6 separate regions of the Homo sapiens genome follow, and all the other regions are linked to region 4. Evidence: chromatin loops called from intact Hi-C (ENCODE). Cell type or tissue: mammary epithelial cell. All regions are shown on one strand. Region 1 has its middle 65 kb from the start of ADGRF4. Region 2 has its middle 370 kb from the start of PTCHD4. Region 3 overlaps OPN5 (opsin 5). Region 4 has its middle 650 kb from the start of PTCHD4. Region 5 overlaps PTCHD4 (patched domain containing 4). Region 6 has its middle 54 kb from the start of MMUT.

What was found. A loop is a pair of places that touch in the nucleus more often than their neighbours do. Peaks named below come from ENCODE experiments on the same cell type or tissue, not always from the same donor. Only the 100,000 strongest peaks of a DNase experiment are listed, where the experiment ranks them.
Region 1: a loop joins it to region 4, with 6 times the contacts of the local background. A loop is called at or near these places in 8 of 110 quality-filtered maps.
Region 2: a loop joins it to region 4, with 12 times the contacts of the local background. A loop is called at or near these places in 3 of 110 quality-filtered maps.
Region 3: it touches region 4 in a loop (20-fold over the local background); 53 of 110 quality-filtered maps call a loop at or near these places.
Region 5: a loop joins it to region 4, with 17 times the contacts of the local background. A loop is called at or near these places in 23 of 110 quality-filtered maps.
Region 6: it touches region 4 in a loop (6-fold over the local background); 9 of 110 quality-filtered maps call a loop at or near these places.

The regions. Positions count from the first base shown.
Region 1 is chr6:47,630,589-47,635,588 of GRCh38, forward strand. No RefSeq gene overlaps it. Among named protein-coding and RNA genes, the nearest start is that of ADGRF4, 65 kb to the right of the region's middle. In mammary epithelial cell, CTCF peaks have their summits at 899 (motif pointing right) and 2,814; a DNase peak (open chromatin) is centred at 893.
Region 2 is chr6:48,474,385-48,479,384 of GRCh38, forward strand. No RefSeq gene overlaps it. Among named protein-coding and RNA genes, the nearest start is that of PTCHD4, 370 kb to the left of the region's middle. In mammary epithelial cell, a CTCF peak has its summit at 2,067 (motif pointing left); a DNase peak (open chromatin) is centred at 1,067.
Region 3 is chr6:47,785,421-47,790,420 of GRCh38, forward strand. It overlaps OPN5 (opsin 5), which reads left to right. Exons shown (of 7, transcript NM_181744.4): 2 at 1,095-1,214. Among named protein-coding and RNA genes, the nearest start is that of OPN5, 5.9 kb to the left of the region's middle. In mammary epithelial cell, CTCF peaks have their summits at 2,807 (motif pointing right) and 4,939; DNase peaks (open chromatin) are centred at 2,971 and 4,291; H3K27ac peaks cover 2,026 bases.
Region 4 is chr6:48,763,489-48,768,488 of GRCh38, forward strand. No RefSeq gene overlaps it. Among named protein-coding and RNA genes, the nearest start is that of PTCHD4, 650 kb to the left of the region's middle. RefSeq lists an enhancer at 1,545-2,142. In mammary epithelial cell, a CTCF peak has its summit at 2,072 (motif pointing left); DNase peaks (open chromatin) are centred at 2,053 and 3,073; H3K27ac peaks cover 1,580 bases.
Region 5 is chr6:48,084,791-48,089,790 of GRCh38, forward strand. All of the region lies in intron 1 of PTCHD4 (patched domain containing 4), which reads right to left. Among named protein-coding and RNA genes, the nearest start is that of PTCHD4, 24 kb to the right of the region's middle. In mammary epithelial cell, CTCF peaks have their summits at 1,611 (motif pointing right) and 2,874 (motif pointing right); no DNase peak of the experiment used is centred here.
Region 6 is chr6:49,407,019-49,412,018 of GRCh38, forward strand. No RefSeq gene overlaps it. Among named protein-coding and RNA genes, the nearest start is that of MMUT, 54 kb to the right of the region's middle. In mammary epithelial cell, a CTCF peak has its summit at 3,113 (motif pointing left); a DNase peak (open chromatin) is centred at 3,133.

The DNA.
Region 1 (5,000 bases), 1.1 Mb before region 4:
TAGCTAATGTTTATATTGTGCTTACCACATACCAAGTGCTATTCCAAGTAATTGCTATCTAATTTACCTGTCTATCCTATCTAATCATCTCAACAATCCTGCGTGCTAGGAGGTATTATACTCCACACACGGGAAAGAGGCTAAGGAAGGTTAAGCAACTTGGCCAAGGCCACTGAGCTAATAAGGCCTGGAGCTGAACTCAGCCCAAGAAACCGAGTTTTGAAGCCTGTGCTTTTGCTCATAAGCTTTATTGCCTCTCTACATAGATAATATATAGGAAAGAAGGAGCCTGCCTGGGGAATATTAATTTCTTCTAGTCTAGTCTTACTTCTTTCACTCTTTGTGATCCTTTATATTAAGTCTGTCAACATTTTTCCACCAGTAAGAGACTAAATGTAAAGTCTATTTTCAGGGATCTCATAGTTTTTAGATTTCTCTGTGATGTGGTCACACAAGATTTTGGGAAACGTTCTTCATTTCTTAGTGTACATCTTTGCAAACTTAAATGGTTTTCATGGCTTTTCAGCAAAAACACAATAAACAACCTTACGTAGCTTCCATAAAGAAATTAAATGGGCCAGGCACGGTGGCTCATGCCTGAAATCTCAGTACTTTGGGAGGCTGAGGTGGGAGGATTGCTTGAGCTTAGAGCCCAGTCTGGGCAATATAAGGAGACCTTGTTTCTACTAAAAACAAAACAAAAACAAAAACTAACTGGGTGTGTTGGTGTGCATCTATAGTCTCAGCTACTTGGGAGGCTGAGGCGGGAGGATCGCTTGAGCCCAGGAGGTTGAGGCTGCAGATCGCGCCACTGCACTCCAGCCTGGGCAAGAAAATGAGGCCCTGTCTTTCAAAAAAAAAGAAAAAAGGAAAAAAACAAAATTAAATGACCACTAGATGGCAGTCAAATAAAGCTCAGCTTATATGTGTCTTGAAACCATAAACAGGTAGCAGCTGCAAATAAAATCAGAGAGGGCTCCAACCTTCACCCAGAACTGGGACACAACCAACCCTACTTCCCTAGCCTGATTACTTCCCCAAGCTAAGTGCCACATGATAGGGTAAAAAGAGTTGGGGCCTTGGAATCGAACTGATCTCGCTCTGAAAACTGGCTCTAAAAATGAGTAGCTGTGTGAACTTGGCAAATCACTCAAGTCTTATCCCTTTCCTTATCTAAAGAGACATAAAAACTTTGTTTTGCCAGAATTTAAACCCTTTCCTTCTTGCCGTTTACTCAGGGAAGAGGGAGAAAGGAGGCCCTGAGTTCTGGGAGAACAAGTCAGACAGCAGCAACAAAACCATCTTGCTCTTGTTTGTCATTTCTGTTGGATGTTGACGCCTTGAGGGCTCCTTTGACCCCAGGTTGCTGCAGTGAGTCCTGAACCTTTTCTCACATGTGTTATTTGCCACTTCCTGTCCTTGATTCTCTGGTGGCACCTCCCGTTCCTCCATTTTGTCCTGCAATGTGCTCCTACCACAACCAGGCCAAAGAGAAAGCAAATCCCATTTATGGTTGCTTATGTAACCAGCTCATATAATAGTTTTGTAGTGAGCTTTGTGCTCCAGGCTTCTTAAGGAGTTTCTGGTAGGGCATCTCTGGTTTTGCCACTTCTGTCTTTTTCCTATGTGAAGTCTAGTATAATTCATATAGAGTTGGAGTCTGCCAGTACAGTCCAGAGCCAGTGGTCAGTGGAGAGAGTCTATGGTGCCACGACCATGCCTGAAAAAGTGAATCCATTTTCTGCCCAAATTCTAAGCAGGAAATGACTTTTCTCTCCAAAATGGGGTTAAAATGTCCATATTGTGGTGATGATGTGACTGTAGGGTCACAGAAGCAGAGAATAGTCCTACCCCAGAAGGAACGTGGTCACCTGAAAGACTTCAGAAGTGAAACATGCTATATAGGAGGACAGAGCAAGACAACATCACACAGATCTTTCCACTGACAAAATAGCCAGCCATCTGCAGTATGCTTTAGGGAAAAGCAAAACCTTTCATGGATATCAGTAAGTCTTGACCCAGGGCTTAGACAGTATTTTGAACAAGTGACAAAACTAGTGATTATGATTCTTAATAGTGATAAAAATCCTGGAGTATGAGAAAAACAACATAGTATACATAAAAGTATTCAGGGACCGTTTCCTTAGTCTCACCAAGATTATCACCAGTTCCATGGAGAGAGAGGGAGAAGTAGAGAATGAAATAAAATAATGTATATTCGTTTTAGTCTATTGAATTTGTGAATGTATGTGTAATGCAAAAATGCCTTTATGTTTGTTTATCTTGATCTGAACCTGTGTTCTTACTGAGGCAAGAAAAAAATTGCCATTCAAAGGCTACATTCTCATCTGGCTTATTAATTAATTGATTATTTTTTTTGTACGTGTATGAGATGGAGTCTCACTCTGTTGCCCAGGCTGGAGTGCAGTGGCATGATCTCAGCTCACTACGTCTGCCTCCCGGCTCAAGTGTTTCTTGTGCCTCAGCCTCCCAAGTAGCTAGACTATAGGCATGTGCCACCATGCCCTGCTAATTTTTGTATTTTTAGTAGAGACATGGTTTTGCAATGTTGGCCAGACTGGTCTCAAAAACTCCTGACCTCAAGTGGTCTGCCCGCATTGGCTTCCCAAAGTGCTGGGATTACAGGCATGAGCCACCATGCCCAGCTGTCATCTGGTTTAAATTATAAATCACTGCATATACAAAATAAGTAGCAATCAACATAAAATTCCCTTGGGCTGTTTCTCCTCACTCAGGGATCTGCCTTTGTTCTTAGTGTGGTGTCTGTGTGTGCAAGAAGTGGATACATCCTCTAGGGAGCAGGAGGAGACAAGACTCCGTGTTTCTGAGCCTCTTGCTCTCCTCTGCCCCTTTCCTCCCTAGTTGAGTATTGATGTGAGAAGACATCTCACCTCTTGCCTGGCCCTTGCTCTTGCTCTCTGTGTCGGAACTTCTCTTGTTCAGAACCAGAAGGGCTCTGGATTAGCTTTCTATTGCCGCTGTAATTATCACACAAATTTAGTGGTGCAAAAACAATAGACATGTATTATTTTATATGCTGGAGGTCAGAAGTCTGACATGAATCTCACTGGGCTAAAATTAAGGCTTCCAAAGGAAGCTCTAGGGGGAAAATTCCTTTCCTTGCCTTTTCCAGCTTCTTTAGGCTGCTGGCAATTCTTAGCTCATGGCCCCCTTTCCCCATTTTCAAAGCCACCTGTAGAGGGTTGAGCCCTTCTTAAACTGCAGTCCTCCATCCTTCATGCATAATCACCTCTCCCTGATTCTGTCTCCCTCTCCACTCTTAAAAACCCTTGTGATTACATTTGGCCCACCTGTCTGAAGGCTCTTAATCACATTAGCAAAATCCCTTTTGCCGTGTAAGGTAATGTATTCACAGATTCCTGGGACTAGAATGTGTGTATATATCTAGGTGGCAGTGGTGGTGGTGGGGATTATTCTGCCAGCCACAGGCTCTCTGCTTCCTGTCAGATTGAAATGTTCCTATATTCTAGCCTTCTTTTCCCTATGCTGTGGTATTCACCCTTCCCTTCTTTATGGCAGTAAAGGAAGGCTTCAGACAAAGGATTCAGCTTACCAGTGAGTGAAAGTACTTTTTAGGTGGGGGGTGTTTTAAAAAATCATCCCCAGAATAAATAGTGACTTGCCCAGGGAGTTTTGAGGGGCATTGATGAATACAGTGAAAAGGAAACACTTTACCCTGGGAATAATTCACCATTCCAACAACTAGACTCTTAAAATTAGCTAGACAACTAATTTCATGGTAGATAATGACACTGGAAAGAGGAAGATAATAAGATCCCCTGCTGATCAAATCTGAGCCTGAAGCCTATTTAGTGACTAAGATAAGAAATGAGGTTATCGACTACTTAAACAACAAAGCTGAGGAAAACTGGGTGGTGGACAAAGAAGAGAAAATATAAATTAAAAATTTGAGGGTGAATTTTAGAACTTTAGAAGTAAGTTTTCCTGATGGCTGAGAATTCAAACCAACATACTTTCCTGTCCTTGTGATAAACAATACTGGTACTGGACATTCTTTCCTGTCCCAAGTGAAATACCAAAAGCAAACAAAAATAGATTAGGTACTTGCTCTCCAGGAAATATTTGCTCTTGGAAGATAAAATTCTGAATAAAACAAAATAGCTTATTAAGGGAGAAGACTACCCCTCATATTGTCTTATGCCCAATTTCTGCCTCCAAAGAAAGAAGAAGTAAAAACTAAAAGACAGAAATGAAATCCACAGGCAGAGAGCCCAGCGCCGCACCCTGGGCCTGGTTAAAGATTGACCCCTGACCTAACTGGTTATGTTGTCTATAGATTCCAGACATTGTATGGAAAAGCACTGTGAAAATCCCTGTCCTGTTCTGTTCCATTCTGATTACCAGTGCATGCAGCCCCCAGTCACGTACCCCCTGTTTGCTCAATCAATCACGACCCTCTCACGCAAACCCCCTTAGAGTTGTAAGCCCTTAAAAGGGACAGGAATTGCTCACTCGGGCAGCTCCGTTTTTAGAGACGTGAGTCTTGCCGAAGCTCCTGGCCTAATAAAGCCCTTCCTTCTTTAACTTGGTGTCTGAGGGGTTTTGTCTGTGGCTTGTCCTGCTACATTTCTTGGTTCCCTGACCGGGAAGCGAGGTGATTAACAGACTTCGAGGCAGCCCCTTAGGAGGCTTAGGTCTGCCCTGTGGAACATCCCTGTGGGGGACTCCAGCCAGCTTGAGCAACACGAATCCTGAGAGCGCTCGCGGGTAGGCAATTGCCCTAGTGGAACAGCTCACCAGAGCAGTGCCTGGCAGGCCCCCGTGGAGGATCAACGCAGTGGCTGAACACCGGGAAGGAACTGGCACTAGGAGTCTGGACATCTGAAACTTGGTAAGACTGGTCTTCGGAACTCGCCCACTCCATTTGAGTGGAAGCGTGGCCTGATCACCCATGGCAGCCTGTACCTGCGCTTTGGTTTTTGTTTTTGACTTGACTT
Region 2 (5,000 bases), 290 kb before region 4:
AGAGAGAGAGAGAGAGAGAGAGAGAGAAGTAGAAAGAGAGAGAGAGAGAGAATTACCATGTGACAAATAGGACAATCTCAGGGAACATCAGAAAAAGAAAAACTTCTGGGGGTTTCCACCTAGGCTCACTTAAGTAAATTTTTGCTGCCTCTCTTTTGGACATGCAAAGTGGGAAGGAGAGGAGGAGGTAGAGGAAGATGATCCAATAGAAGCCTCCATTAATTGTCCTCCCTATAGAAACACCACATTTATATCTACACAAAAAATACATTCATAAGAATCACATATCAGGTAAGCGATAACAGTGCCTGATTTTAACTTCATATCACTGAAAGAGGCACTAAAGGGAGTAGGAAAGAGCCTTGAACTTCCAACACCACTCCTCCCTCACCCAGCTCCCCTGCACCTGACAGTGGCCAGGTGGCACAGAGAAAGAATCTGTACACTCCGGGGAGGAAGAATGCAGTAACTGTGGGACTTTACACTGGAACTCAGTGCTGCCAAAACTGAGGAGAACTCAGACAACATGTGTGCAGGGACTATTTAGACTAATCCCAGCCAGAGGGCAATTGCCCATCCTAGCAGTCAGGCAGAACCTGAGTGTTGTCAAGTCTTGCTACTGTGGGCTAAAGTGCTCTGGGGTGCTACATAAACTTGAAAGGCAGTCTAAGCAGCAAGGATTATAACTCCTAGGCAAGTCCTAGTGCTGTTCTGGGCACAGAACCAGTGGACTTGAGGGGCCGCCAACTTAGTGAGACACCAGCTGGGGTGGCTAAAGGAGTACTTGCATCATTTTTCCCCAATCTCAGGAAGCACAATTCACAACTCCAAAGCAGACCCCTTCTTTCCACTTGAGGCAGGAGAGGAAACAGTAAAATGACTCTGCTTTGAAACTTGGATACCAACTCAACAGCAGAAGGATAGGGTACAGGGCAGAGTCATGAGGCCTTTATTCCAGTCTCTAGGGTCTGGAAAATATATCTAGACACACCTTGTCCAGAAGGGAACCTACTGCCCTGAAGGGAAGGACCAAGTCCCAGCAGGATTCCCCACCTGATGACTAAGGAGCCCTTGGGCTCTGAATAATTAGCAGCAGTGACTAGGTAGTACATGCCATGTGCCTTGGATGAAATTCTGAGATGTGCTGGATTCAGGTGTGACCTAGCACATTCACAGCTGTGGTGGCTATGGGAAGAGACTCCTTTTTCTTGTAAAAAGGTGAAGGAAATTAAAGGGGACTTTGTCTTGCAGCTTAGGTACCAGCTTGGCCAAAGTGGAGAAGAGCACCGAGAAGTTACTTGGGGACACTGATTCTAGGCCTTGGTTCTTGAATGGCATTTCTGTGCTTACCCTGAACTGTAGGGGAGTCCATTGCCCTGATGAGTGAGTCCTAGGTGTGGCAGCATTCACCAAAAACTAACTGACGAGCCCTTGGGGCTTAAGTGAACATCAGTGGTAGCCTGGCTGTACTCACCAGGGGCCTGTGGTGGTATGAATATGGAGAGAGACTCCTCTGCTTGGAGAAAAGGGAGAGAAGAGTGGGAAGAAGTGCATCTTGTGGTTTTGGTGCCAGCATAGCTGCAGGCGAATAAAGAACCAGGTAAATATCTAAGGTTTCTCACCCTAGGCCCTAGCTCCTAGACAGGATCTCTGGACCCACCTGGGTGTGGGGGAGCTCACTGCCCTAAAAGAAAAGACACAAGCCAGGCTGGCACTGCCACTTTATGATTGTAGAGTCCTAGAGCCTTCAATGAAGATAGGTGGTATCTAGGTAGTGGTTACACTGTGCCTTGGGCAAGACCCAGTGCTGTGCAAGCTTTAGGTCAGACCTAGTGCAGTCCCAGTAGTGGTGGACACAGGGGTGGTTCTGTCACCCCTCTCCCAGCCCCAGACAGCTCAGCACAGAGAAAGAAAGAGAGATTTCATTTTTTGGGGAGAAAGTAAGGGAAGACAACAAGTGTCTCTACCTGGTAATCCAGATAATTCTTCTGGAACTTAACAAAGACCATAAAGGCCATACCTCTGTGATGCTGCAGGAACTCCAGTGTTACTGGGGTTGGAGTGCCCCCTAATGCAGATATAGCTGCAGTGACTAAAACCTTAGCTCTCAACACCCAAGTGCCTTTGAATACCTGAAAAACTATCCCAACAAGAATGGGTAAAGACAAGCCCAGTCTATGAGAAGTACAATAAATACCTAACTTTTAAATGACTAGACACTGACAAACATACACAAACATCATGAACATGCAGGAAAACATGACCTTACCACATGAACTAAATAAGTCACTGGGAACAAATCCTGGAAAGACAGAGCTAGGTGACCTGTTAGAGAATGCAAAACGGCTGCTTTAGAAAACTCAAAGAAATTCAAGATACCACAGAGAAGGAATGAACAACTCCATCAAAAAAATTTAACAAAGACAGGGAAATATTTTACAAGAATCCAGAAAAAATTATGGAGTTGAAAAATGCAATTGACATAATTAAGAATGCATCAGGATCTCTTAATAGCAGCAGTAATCAAGCAGAAAAAGAATTAGTGAGCTTGAAGACAGGCAATTTGAAAATACTCAAGGGAGGCAAAAGAAAAAAGAATAAAAAAGAACAAAGTGTGCCTACCAGATCTAGAAAATAGCCCTAAAAAAGTTATTATCTAGCCTCAAAAGAGTTAATGGCCTTAAAGAGGAGGTAGAGATTAAGATGGCAGAGAAAGTCTATTCAAATGAATAATAGCAGACAACTTCCCAGACCTAGAGAAAGATATCAATATCCAAGAACAAGCAGGTTATAGAACACCAAGACGATTTAACCCACAGAAGCCTACCTCAAGCTATTTAATATTTAAACTCCCAAAGTTCAAGGGGAAAAAAAGAAGCCTAAAAGCAGCAAGAGAAAAGAAACAAATAGCATGCAATGGAGCTCCATTACATCTGACAGGAGACACCTTACCGGCCAGTGGAGAGTGGCATGTCACATTTAAAGTGCTGAAGGAATAAAATTTTTACCCTAAAATAGTACATCTGGTGAAAATATCCTTCAACCATGAAGAAGAAATGAAGACTTTCTCAGACAAAGGAAAGCTGAGGGTTTTTATCAACACCAGACCTGTCCCATAAGGAATGCTGAAGGCAATATTTTAATCAGAAAGAAAAGAATGTAAGTGAACAATAAGAAATCGTCTGAAGGTACCAAACTCACTGGTAATAGTATGTGCACAGAATATCACAGAATATAATACTGTAATTGTGGTGCGTAAACTCATATCTTAAGTACAAAGATGAAATAAAGAATTGATCAAAAATAATAGCTACAAGAACTTTTCAAGAAAGGAACTACAGCAAGATATAAACAGAAAGAGCAAAGAATTAAAAAATAGGGAGACGAAGTTGAAGTGTAGAGTTTTATTAGTTTTCTCTTGCTTGTCTGTTGTTTTATTTGTTTGGTTATGTAATCAGTGTTAAGTTGCCATCAGTTTAAAATAATGGGTTATCAGATAGTATTTGCAAACCTCCTAGTAACCTCTAATCTAAAAACATACAATGGATACAAAAAAAAAAAAGCAAGAAATTGAAACATACTACCAGAGAAAATCATCTTCACTAGAAGGAAGACAGGAAGAAGGAAAAGAAAAAAAGACGACTACAAGTATCTAGGAAACAAATAATAGAATGGTAGGAGTAAGTCCTTTCTTATCAATAATAACATTGAATATAAATTGACTAAATTCTCTAATGAAAATGTACATTGACTGAATGAATTAAAAATTATACCAAACAATCTGTTGCCTACAAGAAACATACTTCCCTTATGAAGACCCAGATAGCCTGAATATAAAGGGGAAGGACAAGATACTTCATGCCAATGGAAACCAAAAAAAGAGCAGTAGCTATACTTGTATAAGACAAAATAGATTTCAGACAAAAACAACAAAAAGAGACAAAGAAGGCCATTATGTAATGATAAAGGGGTCAAATCAGCAAGACGATTTAACAATTATAAATATATTTGCACCTACCACTGGAGCTCCCAGATATAAAAAGCAAAAGTTATTAGAGCTAAAGAGAGAGTTAGACAAAAGGAATTTTGGAAACCACACAAACAAATGGAAATAAAACAAAATGCTCCTGAATGACCAGTGGGGTCAATGAAGAAAGTAAGAAGAAAATTGAAAGTTTTCATTAAACAAATGGTAATGAAAACACAACCTACCAAAATCCATGGGATACAGCAAAAGTAGTACAAAGAGGGAAGTTTATAGCTGTAAGTGCCTACATCAAAGAAGAATATAAACTTCAAATAAACAGCTTAATGATGCATCTTAAAAAAATTAGAAAAACAAGAGCAAACCAAACCCAAAATTAGTAGAAAAAAATAATAAAAATGAGAAAAGAAATAAATGAAATTGAACTGAAGAAAACAATACAAAAGATCAATAAGCAAAAAAAGTTCTTTTGAAAAGATAAACAAAATTGACAAAACTTTAGCCAGATTAACTAAGAAAAAGAGAGAATACCCAAATAAATAATATCAGAGATGAAAAAGAAGACATTACAACCAATACTGCAGAAATTCAAAGAATCATTGTAGACTACTATGAGCAACTATATACCAATAAATTAGGCAATCCAGAAGAAATGAATAAATTCCTAGACACATACAACCTACAAACAGATCCATGAAACAAATCAAAACCTTATAACAAGTAACAAGATCCAAGCCATAATCAAATGTCTCCCAGCAAAGAATAGCACAGCACCTGATGGCTTCACTAATACATTTTACCAAACATGTAAAGAACTACTACCAATCCTATTAAAACTAATCCAAGAAATAGAGACAAAGGAAAAACTTCCAAACTCATCGTATGGGGCCAGTATGATTCTGTTACCAAAAGCAAAGATACATTAAAAAAAAAAAAGAAAGAAAGAAAAAGAAAAAAGAAAACTACAGGCCAATTATCTCTGATGAACATCGATGCAAAAATCCTCAATCAAATA
Region 3 (5,000 bases), 980 kb before region 4:
CTGGTGGTTTCATACCATCAGCTGAATCACACATTTCTTTCTTTGCCCCCAAAATGAATTGTGGTGGAGAAGTAGAAATTAAAATAGAAAACTCTGGGTTTCTCCTGTTAATACTCTCCTTATTCCTTACTACTAAAGGCAGCTGTACCAGATTCTCATTTATACACAGCTACACTATGAAGCAAGAATTCCTGAAGAAATCTACTCTACATGTTAAGCTATGGAAGTAGGTGTATTCTTTTCTTAAATAAAGTCAGTAGGGATTGGGTCTTTTTGGATTTAAACTGGGTTTGTAAGAACTTTCGAACAGTTTCATTGTAATGCCAAAGGCAACTAGTCATTAATAAAAGGATATGAAAAAGTGGGAACACACTTATGGCATTGTTGGTAGGTTCGGTGGGTTGAGGGTCACTTTCTCTCCCCTTGGTGGGAGGGACAGTGCCCAGGTTCTCGATTGTCACCCACTTACCCTTGATATCTAGTCCAGTAGCAGCTGAAGGCTGTCCTATCTGCCAGACACTCAGTGTCCATGTCTCCCAAAGAGGCGGAAGTCCTGGGGCGTCTCTGGGAGATGTCCATTTTCTTGAAGGGAGTTATGCCAGTCATACCTGGCCTCTGCCTCTCCTGAACACTGGTGCTCCCTTAGGAGTTGACAGTGATACTGAAGGCACCTTCTTTGGTTGGCTTCATCTTCAGAATTTATCAAGAGCTAAGGGTTTAACCCTACTGATCAGAGGGAGGGAGTTCTATAAAGCCAATAATCTATAAAAATGGCTGAGGAAAGTACTCCACTCTGGGGGCCAGGACAAGAACTGACCATTGGGATTCCCACACTTTCCTGAGCCTCGCGGGGAAGTTAGCGATGCCTTTTTCTGGGTAAGTTCAGTCTTATAATCCCTGACTCCTGCCCCATTGGCCTGTCACTCACAACTCATGCTTTTTATTTCATCTTCTTAATTTAGATTTTTTTATTTAGAGTCCTCTCACTACCCTCTAAATCTATGGTGTCCATTTTTGAAGTTGAGAAGTGTTTCATATCTGAGTGAACTCGAAATCTTAGTTTTAACGATTGGAATTTTTATTTTTCCTTGTAGGGATTCTGTCCACATTTGGAAATGGATATGTCCTTTACATGTCTTCTAGACGAAAGAAGAAGCTGAGACCCGCTGAAATAATGACTATCAATTTAGCAGTCTGTGATCTGGGGATTTCAGGTAACACAACCATGCTGTGTTTTCTTTGTGGGTTTAAACTACTCCCCATTCTAAAGTACTCACTGTCTCAAACGTCACCCCCTGACATCTCTTCCCTTCACATCTCCTTCCACTCTTCGCTTCACAAATCAACTTTCAGAGTTTTGTGGTAAGTCAATGGGGTGCTGTCCGGCTGACAAGATTATTCATTTAATATTTATTGAGTCTTTTCTGTGTGTCAGGCATGTTAGATGCTGAAGGCACAATTTGAAATAATATGTGATACCTCAGATGTCTCAAAGTGTAGTGGGCTAAATGATTCAGAAATCAGAAATCAGGAGGCAAATCCCAGGTCAGTATTTTAAGCTTCTTTACACCTCTTCAACCCTTATGGAAGTCTGATTAAAATAAACATCAACAAAGGAATCTTGAAGGGTAAATGACAGTTGAAGACAGTTGAAGGCAGTTGAGAGGTGAATGTAGGAAGAGGAAAGAGGTGCCCTGCTGATGATATATGTAATCATGACTTAGTGACATATCACAAGCATAGGAAGCTTCTGGTTCAGTGGTCCTCAAATGCAACTCACAAAATATCATCTGGGGAAGTTCTGAATTAAGTCGTTGAGAGTGTTACCTGGGCATCAGGATATTTAAAATGAGAATCTACAGGTATGTTAATGTGTGGCCAAAATTGAGAACCACTGGCTTCTTTTTCACTTCTCTAATAACATGGCAAGGAGTTGGAAAAAAATTTCTCCTTCACTATAATTCAATTTAAAAAATATGAACCATTTTAAGTAAATCATTCTTCACTTTCTTCTATACAACTTCAGAGTTGCTTAGATGGACTCTAATCTGTCTTTGAATCCCAACATCTGCTATTTAGCTTATGGTTTTAGGTCATTAGAGTAGGGTAATTTGTTTGAACAGTACACAGCAGCTCCTCTTACCATTAGAAACTTGTTAGTAGTTTCCCGTCAAAAGCCTCCTTTAAAAAATATTTCGTGTCTGGGCACAGTGGCTTGCACCTGTAATCCCAAAGCTTTGGGAGGCTGAGATGGGTATAAAGTTTGAGGCCAGGAGTTCAAGATCAGCCTGGGCAATGTAGTGGGACTTCATCTCTACAAAACAAATTTATCCTTGAAGTCTGGGTATTGGGTAAAACTAAACAAAACAAATAAAAAATAGCTGGGCACTTGATCAAGTTCAGGAGTTCAAGGTTGCAGTGAGCTATGGTACTACCACTGCACTCCAGCCTGGGTGAAAAAGTGAGACCTTAATTAAAAAAAAAGAGTTTTCCGATATTTGTTTCTCTCTTCGCAAGTGGATTTTTCTGCCGATCTCTAAAAACAAGGCTCAATAATAATCCTCCGCATTCTGAGTCACTCTTTAGCACACAGCAGATGTGTGCTTACTCAGAGTTTGGATGGTCTTGGTTATCTGGGAAGGCTTTATTCAGTATGGACCTGCATAAACATTATGAACGCTTATGGTGAATGCACACGCACATTAAGAAGAGCAAGACATGCCTGGTTTTGTGAAAATAAACAGGACGAACCCCAGGGGATTTGTGAGGCTGCAAAATGGCTGCCATTTTTACCTGTTGCCACGCGATGGCGCTGTCGCAACAGGAACGGTAGCTTTCCTGGCCAGCTCGCCTCGCGGGCCCCTAAGGTGCTCTACCTGGTATTGAGCGTAACATGCCTGAATGAAACATGTCATTCCAGCTACATCCTTCATCGGTGAATAATAGCAGGCTCATTGCTGAACTAGACTAGGCTTGAATAAAAATGTCCTTAATTGGCCTGGTGCGTTGAAATATGCTCTCAGCCAAGCAAGTCGGCTCTAGAATGGTGCAAACCACCTCATTACTCTGCTTACGTCTTCAGAGTAATTCACCAGAAACCACTTTCTTTCATACAACAGGTTTCACTAACCCAGATCATTTTTTTCAACTTTGGAACATCTATAATGCATTTTCCCTTCCAATAAACGTTAAAACTTTGCCTGCTTTATTTTTTTCTGGCTCAGCTATATTCCATTATAAGCACCTCCTGGAGGCCAGATGTATGGCATTTATGCAACTAATACTTGTTGACTAAATATCAAGGGCTCCCAGTCGTGTGTATTATATACACGTGTTATATTAGGATAACCTCTTAGGATAAAGTCGTGTTATATTAGGATAACCTGGGGGGGGGCGGTGGTGGTGTTAAAAATATGTATAATGCCTGAACTCACTCCAGATAAATAACAATATTGGGAGGTTTGTGGGGAGGGATGGAACCCTGGATGTTGATATTTCAAAGCAAAGCAAAACAATCCGTCCAGCGATTCTAAAGTGCAGCCGGGTTCTGGAAACATTCTACTAAGTGGAAGAGAGACATTCTAGATGACACCCCAAAGTTTAATCCAAAGCTCTACTGAAGAAGGAAGCCTGAAATCGCTTTTGCTAATCAGGATCCCAGGCACAACAGATGTAATCTTACTCCATTCTGTCACTTTCACTTGTCTTTTTGCTGCCTTTAGCACCCACCTGGCTGACACCCACCTCAAGCCTTTTAGTTTGCTGTTTCCTCTGCCTCTAATCCATTCCCTCCAGAAGTTTATTTGACTTCTTTCCCACTGATTTAGGTATCTACCTAAATGTCACATCTCAGAGAAGTCTTCCTTAATGTCTTTATGTAAAACAACAGTTTCCATCTACCTGCTTTCTCTGCTTTATTTTCCTTCATTGTACTAATCACTACCTATCTTTCTGTCATACCACATCTTATATTACAAATTTAGGTGTTTTTTTTTTTTGTCTGCTTTACCTGTTAGAAAATAAACTTGTCAGTCTTGATCTCCACTTTGTCCTCTAGCACCTTGCTCTGTGTTTCTTACATACCAGGCATTGAAAAATTTGTTGTTGAATGGAAAAAAACCCCACAAACCTAAATAGTTATTTTACACTCCATTTCCTTGTGGACTCATTGGAATTAGGAGGCTGTCATATGAGGGCACCTAGTCTAGCAAGCTGAAAGATGGCACTAACCATCTAGACAACTAGAGGAGACGTGTGTCTAGATTGCAGAAGGCATTCAGTGAATATGTGTTGATTCACCGAACTAACAGGAACTCCTGAATACTTTTGTAAACCATAGAGGAACACACCTGGGAGAGCTGGGAGCTAGCACCTGCAGGCTGTGAATGTCAGTTACTTAGCTTTCCTAAAACATTAAGGTTAGGGAACCTTCTTTTGTGATATAGATCAGTTAGAGGTTTGAAGAGCTTCCTCAGTAATTTTTTTTTTTTTTTGTGGGGGGTGTGGTGAGGACTGAATAGGGAGGGCTACAGGTTATGAGGTAAAAGTAGAAGAATGCTTTCTAGAAAGTGAAAAAAAAAATTCTAATGGAGGGTCAAGGAATAAATAGTTTAAATCCCAGAAATCTGGATCTGGTTGTAAACAGCTTGGACCTCACATTTACTGAAATAGCTATACCGTATTTGAATAAGACATAACTTAACAGAAGAAGAAAAAAAGAAACAACTGAAACAGAAGGAAATGTGGAAATCTGGTTCTAACCTTAACAAAAAGGATTTTAAAATAAAATTCCTAAACAATTTTTTTAAAACAGTGAATTTTTTTCTTTGAAAAAGAGCATGACTTAGAAGCTGAATATATAAAACAGGTGAAAAAAATTATCTTTCCTGATTGACAGAAGGTGGAGCATGGAACCTTGGTTGCTTAATATTTCTTTCCCTAAATGACCTACCTACTTCCCCTTCAGGGGACACTCTCTCTCTCTTTCTCTCTCTCTGTGT
Region 4 (5,000 bases):
TTGGAGAATTTCAAGCATATGATTACATCATTAAATTTGAAGAATTTTGTATGTTAACTTTAACTAAAGGTCTGAGTTTGAAGGACTTATTAAATATCATTTTCCAGTAAGTACTGAGTGTGTGTATGATCTTACACATGAATCTCACGAAACAAAGTCTGTACCCAGCCTGTCTATTTCAAGGGGATGTCATTCTCTGCCTTGACAGGAAGTCTCTATATCTGAAGGGGTTATGTCTAATGGAATTGCCAGCACACAGGTAAAATTGTGTTACTATAGGTAAGTGTTGCCTTGGCTGTATGCAAGTTACCAATATTGATGGTATTTAGTGGAACATGATGGCTTTTCCAACTATATAAACCTGTGTCGTTATTTTTGCATGGAACTGTTGTCTTGCAAAGTCGTGAAGTAAGGAAGAATATAGCAGATGTTTTATATTTTGCATATAACCACAAGTCTGGTAACACTATGGGCATAAAATTAAGAAACAAATGTTCTAATCACTTTTTTAAAATTTTGCTCTTAGATTATTTCTCTAACCTAACTGAAACTTAGTAGACTCATCCAGAAGATTAAAGTTGGTCTGAGGATTCTTTCTTTCATTTTTAAAATGCTCTCCTTATGTATAGAAATAGCAGACTGTCCAGCACTCTACTGAACTCTAATAAACAAAACTTATATTACCTATGAGAAAGCTGGAACTTTCCAGAATATATGATGAAGTAGCCATTTCTTTTAAGTGATAGTTATTTTCTGATGAAAACCAGAATACTAGTTTATTGAAATAACTTCAGAAACACAACAAACTACTTTAATTAGGAAATAATCTGTCTCAATGTGTCCCATTTGAACTATTATTCTCTATTTAATTTCATCTGGGTCTTATCTATCCAGATTTCCTGTAGCTGATTATAAGTGTATGCCTACAGCTGGTTGTTCTCATATCAGCACTTTATATTTAAAACAACCAAACAAAGCAGAGAGTCCAGGCAAGAGCCCAGATTCTTCTACCCTTCCTACATGAGCTGCAAACATGTATTCAACAATAAGACTGTGGCCGGATACATTTAGTTTCATCGGAATACAGATTTAAAGCTTTTGATAAGTAATACGGTCAGGCACAACAGAAGTCTCCATTTCTCCGTATCCTTCCCATTCCTTTCATTACCCGATGTGCTTCACTCGTCTTTATTATGTGTCTGGTTTCTGAAGTTATTTAATATTGGGAACTCTGATTTGGCAATTGCATGTGTTTTTTTACTGTTGAATTAGTTTTACTCTATTTATTGTGTAGATTTTAATGATCTTGGCAGCAACTTTCTGACACTTGATAGGTAATAAAATTCTGAAACTTAATATAGGAAACCCTACCACTACCTGCTCATAGTGTTGCATAACAAAGTGAGGGGTGTGGTGCCACTAAACACATGCAGAGTTCTATATTTTAAAAATAACCTGCTAGCAGAGAGAAAATATGAAACCATTTTCTGCCTTCTACATATAAAAATTTTAAAATATAAAACCTAAAATCTTCTATAGCCTGGCTGGGATTTCCAACTATGAATAGCAATCACCACACAAAGCATTGATGTAATAAAGGAAAAATAACCACCCTTATTTGGTAAAACTTTAAATGTTAACAGTGCGATTTACAATTCATTTACTTCCATCTTCTTATCACAGTCAAGCATATGAGGACAGAAAAACCTAAAACAGATGGGTAGTTCAATGAATTTCTTAATCTTTTCTAGCTCTTTATCCTCAAAGGAATTTTAAATTCACTATTGTAATGCATATGTCTTGAATCAGGAAAACTGGTAGGGAAACATAGGCAAGTTATTTTCTTTAATTGAAGAGATAATCTGTGTATTTTCATATTTCCAGCGTATCTTTAAAAAACACAGCATTAACATTTAGAGCACTTAGAAAGTAATACAATAATCTGGATTTTCTCGAGTTAGTGGCCTTTCCTCCCAAGGTATTTACAGGGGATTGCCATCTACCAAGTGTGGCTGAATCCCCGGGCAGTCAGACTTCCGAATGCTCGAACGAATAGCTCAAGAGAGCCACCTACTGCTTATATGGATATCCAGTATGGAGAAAAAAAATGTGTCTTCAGTATCAAATTACATCAATGTAATGTTTTTGTCAAATGAAAACAAAAATACTGCTGTGGCTGTGTTAAGAAACAATAGTCAATATATCACATTTTTTTTCATTCATTTATCTATTGATGGACCCTAGGTTGCTTCCAAATCATAGCTATTGTGAATAGTGCTGCAATAAACATGGAATAAAAAAGGAACACTAAATTAGGCTTTAAACTCTTTGAGCTATCCTTGCCACTTCGTACTTTTTGAGGGACTTACCAAAAGCACAGATTACCAAGTAAAAAATGTATGAAATGGTCTCAAGTTCCAGATTTATGTGTTAGACTCTTTATCTCCTTTTCATACTATCATAGAGCATTTTCTGTTGCTCTCATTCTAAGAAGAAAATACAAGACTGAAGGTAGAAGTGTGTATCCCAGAACAAAATGTTTAAAAGACTGGCCAGTTAGCCAGACATGTTGCTGGGATTGCTCCTGTAATCCCAGCACTTTGGGGAGCTGAGTTGGGAGGATAGCTTGAGCCCAAGAGGTAGAGGCTACAGGGATTGGCCGGCATATTGGCAGTGACAGGATAAACTTGGAATAAAGACCAGTGCTGGGATTATTAATTTTATCCCTGCTACTAATAGCTCCTATTTATAGAGTTCTAGATTACAAAACCATGATCAGATGTAATTTTAATAACTACTTCCTTTTTTGTACTTGAAGAATTTGATGCCCACAAAGAAGGTGAAATAATGTATTCAAGGTCATACTATTATCTAGGTCCAGAACATGCTGGAACACAGGGATCCCCGAAGTTTTTATCTAACACGACATCACTATGCCCGCCAGATTCTTCTCAATTACATATCCATTCAGCAGATTTGACCTGTAGCATTACAGGTGAAGTAAGGTTGAGAAATTGATTCAAGTGAGTAATATGTAGCCCTGCACAAAGGGAGTTCCAAGTACCATGGGGTGAAAAACACCCAGATGTGAGTCACACAAAGCAGAATTCAAAGTCCAGATTTCTTTCCTTAACTGACTCAGTCACTTGCTATGATATTTTCATCAAGGGACTTAAATTCTGTGAACATGAGTTTCCCAAAAAGTAAAATTAAAAAAAAATCTATCCTACAGAATTATTTTAAGGATAATACAAATACAGGTTAAATGCTTTGCTCAAGTGGATAGTACATGTGAATTTGGGCTCATATTATTAGTAAATAGATTACCATAACATCAGGTAAAAGAAATGAGAAGCACTAAAAAATGTACTCAATGCTACAGATACTTGATATACAAATATGAATATTATAGAAGTATTTATACTGTGTATGTTCCCCTGCTTAAAAATATAGACTTTCAGACTCAGAAGACATTAAAATTAAATCTAGACACCTTTTGCTGCCATCTCACCATTACTACTCTGAGGCTTAAGTTCTTTTACTCATGACTTACATTTTTTAGAGCCCTAATAATACTTTTCAATAATAACTTCATTTATTTATCCCACAGATGAAGCAATGAGCAAATTGTGAAATAAATCATCTTTACCTGCAGGGAGTACATTCCAAGTTACTACACAACTTCCACTCTATCAATTAATATACATCACCTCCATTTGCTTGAACACCTTGAAAAATAACACCATGAATACAAGGATCTATCTTGTGTGCACTGGAAATGCTAATAACATCAATGTTTTCACTCTTATATGCATCCAATATAATTATCCAATACAATATTTATAACTTCAAATTTTCCATTTTGAGGAAGCATGTATGAGATTAAGATTTTTCTACATCAATTTCTCTTCAAGAACAAACTAATATAGAGAAAAATATATAACAATACATGGGAAACTTTTTGTTCCAGTGTCTTTGAGATTTTATTTTGTTTTGTAAATCATCCACTCATAGTTTGTGGAAGATTTAACACTTGATGTAGTGATGTTCTTTATCTCTTGATTGATTTTCTTGCTTTAATATGTTTCTAGCAATATTTTAATAACTATAGAATCACCTTCTTTTAAAGTTTTATTTCTTGTTGAAAATTATTCCTGATAACAAACTTTACATTTGAGGGATCACCATTAGGTTGTAGAAGAACTATTATGAAATTAGGAAACTATTATTGGAAAATTATAATTAGGAAATTATAACTATAAAGTTAGTAACAAATCCTAAGGAGCAGATGTACTTAATATATGACTTTATGTTAAGTTAAAAATTAATTTGTAATTAAAATGAAATTGGATGAGGAGGAGTATTTAGAAATCATGACTTACATTAATGAAACATTCTGGATTGCATTTGTATTACTCTCAGAATGTGTTGAGTGTATTAAATAACATTATACTCAATATTACAAATGATGTTTGGGAAAGAAGACATATGGAGAGAAGGCCGATGACTTTCCTACCATTCATTAGGTGTTTGTTATTAGCCATTACTTATTAGCTATTACACACACACGCGCACACACACACACACACACACACTTCAGTTCAAAAGTAGAGGTGGTAGTGCTGGTAGGGGTGGTGGGTGTGTTGTTAGCTCAATTCTGCCTCCTCAAATCAGATGAAAAAAATTGGACGTGGTTACAAAATAATTTTGTAGAAGTGTAATTCCATCTAAAGAGGAAAGTGTGGCATTAAAGTAATCTGAACTCATAGTAATTCATACAGTCAATGATAAGTGCCTAGTACAATTTTCTGTGGTGCAAATGAAATCACTTGGACCCATGTGGTTCTCAGATTCTTCTTTTACCTTAAATCACTAATAGAAAATTGATCATATAGTGGTTATAATATATAGCCATCAATCTAGCATTTTCAGTCTTCCAAAAATAGCAACTATATTTCACATGCACTGGAGATCTCTTTCTGCTGAGATAGTAAAACCAT
Region 5 (5,000 bases), 680 kb before region 4:
CGGAATGCAGTGGCACGATCTCAGCTCACTGCAACCTCCACCTCCCAGGTTCAAGCTGTTCTTCTGTCTCAGCCTCCTGAGTAGCTGAGACTACAGGTGCACGCCACCACACCTGACTGATTTTTTGTATCTTAGTAGAGACGGTGTTTCACCATGTTGCCCAGGCTGGTCACAAACTCCTGAGCTCAGGCTATCCCCCTGCCTCGGCCTCCCAAAGTGCTGGGATTACAGGTGTGAGCCACCCAACCAGCAAGAGTACTTCTCATTAAAAAAAAAAAAAATTAGTCTGGGCCCTGAGCTCACAGTCACCCGATAGTTAAGTCTGCAAGAGTGAAGGAAATTTACTGTTGATGGTATGGTTCAATAGCACACAATGGATTCAAATATTTTCTGCAAAGTACCTGCTGATGAATAATACATGCATAGCAAGGGGTTTAAATACCTTACATTTTTACAAGCTTTGTAAATTTATAAAAATTAAGTTATTTTCTGCTTCATACTTATTTTTATCACTATCAGTTATAACACATCTTAGCAGATTCCACTTCAGGTCATGCTTAATTAGTGTTTTCTTGGCTTTTTTTAGAACATTCTCACATATAAGCATATTGATAGAGGTTAATTTTCCAGTCACTTCAAACTTGCCATTGACTTCTCTAATAAGGAACAACTGACTAGAATTGATAACATGAGTTGATCATCAAGAACCAAGAAAAGCCTCTCAAGATCATTTGCCTTTTTCATTTTTAGCTGACTATTGATATACTCACAGTGTTTTCAATTCTTTGAGAAACTATTCTTGCCAGAAAGTTGACAGTCCTAATTACTTTCTCTAGCTGCATTTCTTTAGTTGCTGCAATCACTCATGATTTTATACTACAACATCAGCAAAAGGATTTCCTTGCTTGGCTGATAAGTGAGCTGCTGAGAAATTTAGTTGCAGCCTCATTTTTGTATTTCATTTTTTGAAGAAATTCTGTCATGATAAGATATTCCATTTACAATTTTCTATTTTTTTCAGATTGCTGTTTATCTATGAGTTAGGGATGTGATGCGTGCTTAGTCTGGTAATGGCAATATTTTATTCTTTTAGCTGAGCTATCGTGTCATTGCTTAAAAAACAAACTTTTTTTCATCTAATTTGACAATGAAAGAATCCACACTCCATTGTACTATAAGACTGCAACGTTCAGAGTCTAATATTTTTTGGTTTTGACATGACCTGTAACAATAATTAAAAAAAAAAGTGGTACAGCAATATTCACAGCATCCGAAATGTTGTAGAATTATAATTGTGTCACTATGATTTACAGTGGACCAAAGAGCAGTGCAAAGCAATAAGAGTGCAAAATATGGTCTGTGTCACATACTCGACTCTGATGTAGTGGTGTGAAAGCAGCCACTGACAATGTGTAAACAAATGAGCAGCGTTATGTCCTAATAAAAGTTTAATTATGGACACTAACACTTGCATTTCATACAGTTTTCACTTGCACAAAATTATTATTCTTTTCTTATATTCTTACCTTGACAATTTAAAGAAGAAGACCCCATTCTTAGTTCATTATTTATAAATAAACAGGCAGCAGTCTGAATCTGGCCTTTGGGCTGTAGGTGGCAGACTCCTGCACTAGAAGAATATTCTTTAATAAAAGTCTAGTATCCATCAAAAAAAAAAATCAAAAAAATTCAAATACAAGGAAATATTACCAATTTCTGTTTTTTTTTCCCTAATATATATCAATGAAAAATAGCAGGGCAGAACAGGGATTGTGGAGGCAAAAAGGAGAAGATATACTCACTTATTTTTCAGAGCAAGTCTGCTTACAAATGAACTAAACATTTTGTGTCTATGAGTAGGAGACAGTAGAATGATGTAAATAAAAAGTGGCGTTTGCATTTTTCCCCTTAGCTTTTCTTATTTTCATGGGGGAAAAAGACTCAGACTTATAAAGTTATAAAGTGAGTATGTGTATCAAGGAAAACATCCAATATGTAGAAAGAAATGAAACAATTCCACCTTGAGGCTCTATGGTTGCTATGTATTTTTTAATCACCCCACAAATGTTAATATCTGTCCTACCACTTTTGTTATTCTTGTTCTTTTCTAAATGGGTGAATAAGAATCTTTTCACGTTAATAATGCCTTTAGTTACTATTTTTTTCAAAATTATATATTAAATATAAAGGAACTGTTTGTTCCAAAGTAGGCTTTCAGCAGAGTTAGAGAAGCCTAGCACTTAAAACACTGACATGGTAGACACAGAGACTGCTGCCAATTCCACTCCTATCACCTACCCACCAATCCTCCCCTCTTTTCTATGCCTATGTCTTTGTCTGTGCAGTAATGTGACATGGCATTTGTTTCAGGACAGGTCTAGCCTCAGCCCAGAAAAATGTGAAATGGATTTAATGTTAACTCTTTGTGACCATCTTTCAGTTTTTTTCTCCTCTGGTCTGTCCAGTTTCTTCTGATCTATCCAGTATCTTCAGTCTATCCAGTATTTTCAGCAGCTCCAACACTCTGAGTCTTATATTTAGTAGTTGTTTTTTCCTCTATGACTATAACTAATATCTTTATGCTTTTAAGCAATAAAATAACAAATTTCATAAACAAAATTGTCTACTAATATAAGTTACTAATAAGGAATTATAATGTAATAATGATGCTGTTAATATTAATGATGTTAATTATACTAATTTACATTCATGGGGCCCTTACTAAGAGACAGGACCCTTGCATACATTGTCTTATTTAATCTTCAAAATAGTCCTAGGTGGGCAGTAATCATTGTTACAGGGTTCTAGGTAAACTAATTGAAGCTCTAAGAGGATAAATAACTTTCTTAAGGTCTCATAACCACTAGATGGCAGAGCCTGGATTCAAATTCAGAATTATCGTTCTTCAAAGCCTGCATATTTATTTTAAATAGGAAGCTGACAAAGCAAATGGAAAAAGTCATACCTATCTAAAAGAATTAACCTACTGTTGTGTGAACTCTCCTTTCCTTCAGCTCTCAGTTTTGAGTTAGGCCAGTAAGACAAGGGTCAGTCATTTTATCTATGTATATTTAGTCTTAATGGAACAATTATATGGTGGTCCTTAAGCAGTTAGATTTTAGTTAAATCATGTAGTATACAGAACATGTTGACATAAAAACAACTAACTTATCAGTAAGAATATTAATGTTATTTAAAAATATATAACCCAATTGGCTGCAGTAAAGTAAGACTGTAGCCATAATTTTATTTCAAAAATCAAAATAAAATTTTAAGTGGGCATGCTAGGTTACAAGACCATCAATAAGGGAACTCAGGATCATAGATTCCTTGCCATTTCCCATAAGTTTTATAAGGTAGCATGTAGTGTTTTGTTGATCTGATAAAACACAAAGCAATATTCTTTGTGTTTTTTAGAGGTCTCATTTGACAGCCTTTTAGTGTGCCCCGTTTGGAAGGGTGGGTCCCCTAAATCAGAACTGATTAATTTTTCTCTCTTAACATAATTTAGATGCTCAACAAATAGGTTGATTTGGTTTAAGGAAATCTAATGAAAATCCTAAGTTCTTAAATGGGTAAGTGATTTGTAGTTTACAATATTTCCTTTCTTCATAAAAAGCAATTGACCTTTTGGGCTCCGTTTAATGACTGTCAACTGATAGTGTTAAAGACGACTATGGAATAGAGCAAACAAAAGCTGTGCATAAAATGAATGCTCCTAAATTTGGATGATTGTGTAAATGTGAAAGTTATTGAAGGTGACTTATCTCTTAAAAGCTGTGATATGAAAATCAGCAAAAATCCAGCTAAGTCTGACAAATCTTGTAGGAATACCATTAAGCATTCGATGAACTAAAACGCTGTGGTTTTAGTGCAGTGAAAATTTACATGTTTCACACAGTCAGAATTAGCTCTCTTTTCTCCTGTCACATAAGCTTTGCCCAAATCTCTAGTTTAAAGGAATGGGGGATGGCCAGGTGCAGTAGCTCACTCCTGTAATCCCAGCGCTCTGGGAGGCCGAGGCGGGTGGATTACCTGAGGTCAGGAGTTCGAGACCAGCCTGGCCAACCTGGTAAAACCCTGTCTCTCCTAAAAATACAAAAAATTAGCTGAGTGTGGTGGCGGGCGCCTGTAATGCAGGTTACTCAGGAGACTGGGGCAAGAGAATCGCTTGAACCCAGGAGGCGGAGGTTGCATTGAGCCAAAAATCACACCATTGCACTCCAGCCTAGGCAGCAAGAGTGAAGCTCCATCTCAAAACAAATAAATAAATAAATAGGAATGGGGGTAATCATTACTATGATGCAAGCTTTCCTATGTTGAAGACAGAGGTACACCAGTGCCATAATGGAGTGAGATCAGTAGCAGCAAGGGCAGAAATTTCCAAAAGACTAATAGCAATTAAATAGTAGTGATAGCAGAAGAATTTACCATGTCTGTATTCTAAAGCAGACATGGTTTTAGGAATAATCTAAGTATTCTTTATTTAATACTTTCCATAATATTGAACTCTGAGACTCTGGGAAATTATGATCACAAATTAAGTAGTGGAATAGGTTGAAATCCTGTTATTCTGTCTCTGTGGGATAAAGAAGAATCACAATAGCGATAACCACACAGAAATTTTTGTTTTAACAGATTTTAGTGATAGATAATAAAATCTTAACACATGTTAATGCATTTAGTCATATAGTCATTGTAAAGACAACTAATAACCATATTCAGATATGTACGATTAGAGACCAACAATGAATCTTTTGAAAACTAATGTATAGATTATTGTTTTAATTTTAACCTTTATTGACCCGTTATTGAATTGCAATCTTGTATATGATTTTGTAGTTTTTTGTTCTTAAACGTCAATCCACTTAATCAGCTCTTTAAATAGTATTTGATATCTCACAAAGCCAGTTGAGCAAAACCTATTCATTGTGAAAGCATTCAATGTATTTATCAATTGCATTTGAAATTCTTATTCCCAAAGTTGTGAATCACAATTT
Region 6 (5,000 bases), 640 kb after region 4:
ATCACCAAACGTGCTCCCAGTGGCATCTGTAACTTAGGTAGTAAACCTCTCACCTTGCCTACATTGTTAGCCCAAAGACACCAAAGAGGCTGCACATCAAAGTGAAAATGCAAAGCTGGGAATGATTCAATTTACTTTATAAAATAAAAAATCCTGCTGCCCTTTCATGAAATTATACTGTGTGCTTATAAATATGAATGTAAATGTATAACATAAAACATGAATGTTTGTATGGAATATTGTAATGAACATTTGTCATTTTTGGATGTCTAGCAAATAACCATTTTTCCTGTTTGAGAAGAAACCTAAATCCTAAAGTAAAGGTGAGATTCAGGCTCCATTTCTTACTACCTAAAAAACAAGAAAGACTGTGTTCTTCAGCCCTTTGGCAGCTAGCAGTGGGTATCAGGCATAGAATCAACCAATAGATGCCCCAACTGAGATTTTGAACATTGGAACCTTCAAACCTTGAGAGAATGATACAAGTTTAGAGAAAATTAAGACTTTAATAAAATACCAACAGAATCAGCCACAATATATAAAAAAATTTTACACCATGACCAAGTAGTTTAAATTTGAAAATAAGTGTAGTACATCATATCAGTAGAATAAAGGACAAAATCCACATGATCATCTAACTAGATTCAGGAAAAAAAAGCATTTTACAAAATCTAAAATTCCTTCATGACAAAACACTCAATAAACTAGGAATAGTATACAACTTTCTCAATCTGATAAATAACACCTATAAAAACTAAGCTAACATCATACTTATGGAGAAAGACTGAATGCTTTTCCCTAAGACTAGGAAGAAGACAAAAGTGTTTATTCTTGCCACTTTTATTCAACATTGTATTGGCGGTCCTAGCCAGGATAAGTTGCAAGATAATGAAAGGTAACCAGATTGAAAAGGAATGACTAAAATTATCTCCATTTTCAAGTATCATTATCTTGCATATAGAGAATCTAGAAAAAATCACTAAAAAATTAATTTGAACGAATACATTCATTCAGCATGTTTATGGACTACAAGAAAATAAATTTTATTTCGATACACTAGCAATGAACAATCTGAAAATGAAATTAAGAAAATAATTGACTTACAATAACATCAGAAAGAATTAAACACTGAGGAATAAATTTAATGTAAGGGCAAAATATATACCTTAAAAACTACAGAAATATTGTTGAAATAAATAAAGAAAAAATTAGTGTTTACTCAGAGCAGCTATGATAAAGTTGAGACTCAAGCAATAGCAGAGGGTCTAAGGATAAGATGATGGTGGCAATAGGGACTGATGTCCTGGAAACCACATCCAGTAACAATGGAGCCAGCAGCAGCATCAGCAAACTTCACAGGGTGAAATTTTGGCTGTGACATCATTCCAAATTTTGGTCCACCTCCATGTCTACCTCTTCAGCCATCCCTTAAGTTCAGAAAACTATGTATTGTCCTGTCAATAAATTCCATTTAGTCAGAGTTGTTTGCTTTGTTTTTTGTAACCCAGACCCAGACTTCTATAGGTATCACTGCTCAGTTTTCTCCTGCTTCTAACGACTTGGCTTATTTCCATTTTGTTAGAAAAGGAAAAGTTCTTATAATTTCCAAAAAATATTTTTATCAATTTATACGTACCCATTGGTTTCCAAATGTTTAACTCATTTCCACAATAACCTTATAATTTAGTATAACTTTGTAAAGTACATATTATGAACCCTATTTTAATATGTGAGAAAACTCAAGTTAAAAGAAGTTACATGATTCCTTAAAAGGAGGTAGACTCCAGATGGAAATCCAGATCTACTGAGTATAGATCCCAGGCAATATCTACTGTAGTAAGCTGTTTCCTTGATTTTCTGGCCTCAAAGCACAGAAAGCATATTAGATTGCCTCTTCCTAAGGAGAATGACATCTCCCAAAGTTTTATTTTCTTTTGTTTTTGTTTTTCAGCTGTTTGTTTGTTTTTATAGTAAGAACACTTAATATATGGTTTGCAAATATTTTCCTTTTGAACCTGAGATCTACCCTCCTAACATTTTGAAATACATAATACAACATTGTTAGCTATAGGGACTATGTCATATGGCATATCTTTATAATCTGCTTATCTGACGTAAGAGAAACTTTATACTAATGGAACAACTCCCCATTTCCTCCACCCCTCTGGTCTGGGAAACCACTATTATATTCTCTACCTCTATGAGTTTAACTATTATAGACATCACACATAAGCGGGATCATGCAATATTTGTCCGTCTGTGAGTGGCCTATTTCCCTTAACATAGTGTGCTCCAGGTTTATTATGTTGTGCAAATGGCAGGATTTTCTTCTTTTTTAATAGTGAATAATATCTTATTGTATGTATATACCACATTTTTAAAATCCATTCATCTGTCTATGGACACTTGTGTTGCTTTTTTATCTTGGCTATTTTGAAGAACACTGCAAGGAACATGGGAGTGCAGATATATCATGGTGAACCTGATTTCAGTTTTTTTGGATATATATCCAGAAGTAGGATTCTTGATTTATTTATATAATAGTTCTATTTTTAACTGTTTTGAGGAAACTCCACACTGTTTTTTGTAGCTGATGCACCATTTTACATTCTCACCAACAATGTGCAAGAGTTCCAATTTCTTCACATCCTCACTAACACTTATCTTTTGTTTATATATATATATATATATATATATATATATATATATATATATATATATAAAAGGCATTCTAACAGGCATGAATAATATCTCATTATAATTTTATATTAATTGCTCTAATGATCAATAATGTTGAGCATCTCATATACCTATTGGCTGTTTATATGTCAATAGGAGAAATTTCTGTTCCAGTCCTTGCCTATTTTTTTAATTCTTTTGTGTTTATAATCCTTGCCTATCATTTAGATAGATTATAATATAATATATATATATATATGGCATTTAGTGACAGGAGTTCCCTACATTTCCTTACATATTTTGGAAATTAACCCCTTATCTGATATATTGTTCACAGATATTTTCCTTTTGATTTCCTTGTAGCTATCACAGTTTTTCTGAAAATCCAGGAGTGCCGTCATGTACTTCCGATGCTGACCTCTCCTGGCCATTTGTGGTATAGCAGCTCCTTCAACGTAGCACACAATATTGAGGCAGCTGTCATCTGTTCACTGTTACAGATGAGCTGAAATGACCAGAGGCGCCTGAGAGGCTAACACTGCTAGGATGCACGGCCAATAATTCTAAATTCCCTTTACACAACTCTTGCCGTTATCCAAATCCAAGTTTGTAATAGGTGGGGACTCCTAAGAGCTCTCTCACCACTCAGCCTGAGGCAACAGATTCCTCTGTTGTGGATACCTCTAGACTCAGGGATTTTCCAAACTCGGTTTCCATCATTGATTCGAATTCTCTCATTCTCATCTGTGTTTCCTGGTTTCACACCTTTCTTTGCCTAATTTAACAATGTGCCTCGCTTTGATAATTGTGTCTCCACACTAGATAATAAGGATATTAAATTTGGTAGCAATATCAATTCAGAGAGAAGAAAAGCTGAACCCTTTCACATCTGAAATTCCATCTTTCACTTTAGGGAACTTTTAAAGTAAGGAGCTCTGTCCTAATATCTGAAATGATAATCCAGCTGCAGTTGAAAACAAAGCCTTCATTTTGGTCGGGTACCATGGACAATAACGACACTACTAAGAAATTTCATGGGTCATAAATTTTTTTAAGCCACTGACAACCAGCCCAGTCCAATTACTTGATAGGTGCATTTGTCAGTCATTCAAGCTCTATTTCCTCTTCATACTAAGAGTTAACTGCTGGATAGGATATAATCAGAAAGCACAGCTTTAACATGAAGATTATCCAACGTATTTGTACCATTTATATTATGGTTGTAGCCTGATAAACCATTTTAGATGGATTACTTGGGTGACACAGATTCTTTTTTTTTTTTTTTTTTTTTGACAGAGTCTTGCTCTGTCGCCCAGGCTGGAGTGCAGTGGTGCTATCTCAGCTCACTGCAACCTCAGCCTCCCGGGTTCACACCATTCTCCTGCCTCAGCCTCCCGAGTAGCTGGGACTACAGGCACCTGCCACCACGCCCAGCTAATTTTTTGTATTTTTAGCAGAGACGGAGTTTCACCATGTTAGCCAGGATGGTCTCGATCTTCTGACCTCGTGATCCTCCCACCTTGGCCTCCCAAAGTGCTGAGATTACAGGCGTGAGCCACCGCGCCCGGCCGACACAGGTTCTTAATAATAGGCTTGGAATTTTTCCAAGGGAAATTTCCTTAAAAAGCATACATATGATTTTGAGCATTTCTGAGTATAAATGTGGTCAATCCTATTGAAATTAAATTATAATATAGGCCATTAAATAATGTAATTTGATACATTGACCTCAGACATGAGAAAGAGAAATGAGGGAGACATTAGCACAATGATGGGAGTATGAGAGCTATTTACCCAAGAGGTTATGAAGCTTTGCATTGTTACCAGTCGCAGAGTCACAGTTAGAAGCTGTCCTCCATCACAGTTTTCATTTGTGTTGACTCTTTTCATCTTGCCTATAGTATTTCTGCTTTCAATTTAAGTCTTGTTTATTTCAGGCCTTGCGTCTGTGGCATCCTGATAATGACACGGTCATATAATCTTAACAATCAATGTGTCTATGTTTTCTTGGAGTGTAATTTCTTTGCCTTTGCAAGGAGTTGATGAATATTAGTACCCATTTTACAAAAACATGAGAAGAAAATAAGTACAATTATAATCAAACAGGGAGTACTTAAGAATCTAACCTTGGCCTTGACACTGTGAAGGATATAATAGAAGTAGAATCCTTTGGGGTACAAGGAACAGAATATGCAGCTTAAAAGTGGTTTAATTGATAAGAACAGTTATTTTCTTCTATAACAAAAGTTCTGGAGGCGAAGTAGTTTCAGGGTGTAGGTAGTAGTTCAACAACAGAACAAGAGCCCATGTTCCTTATACCT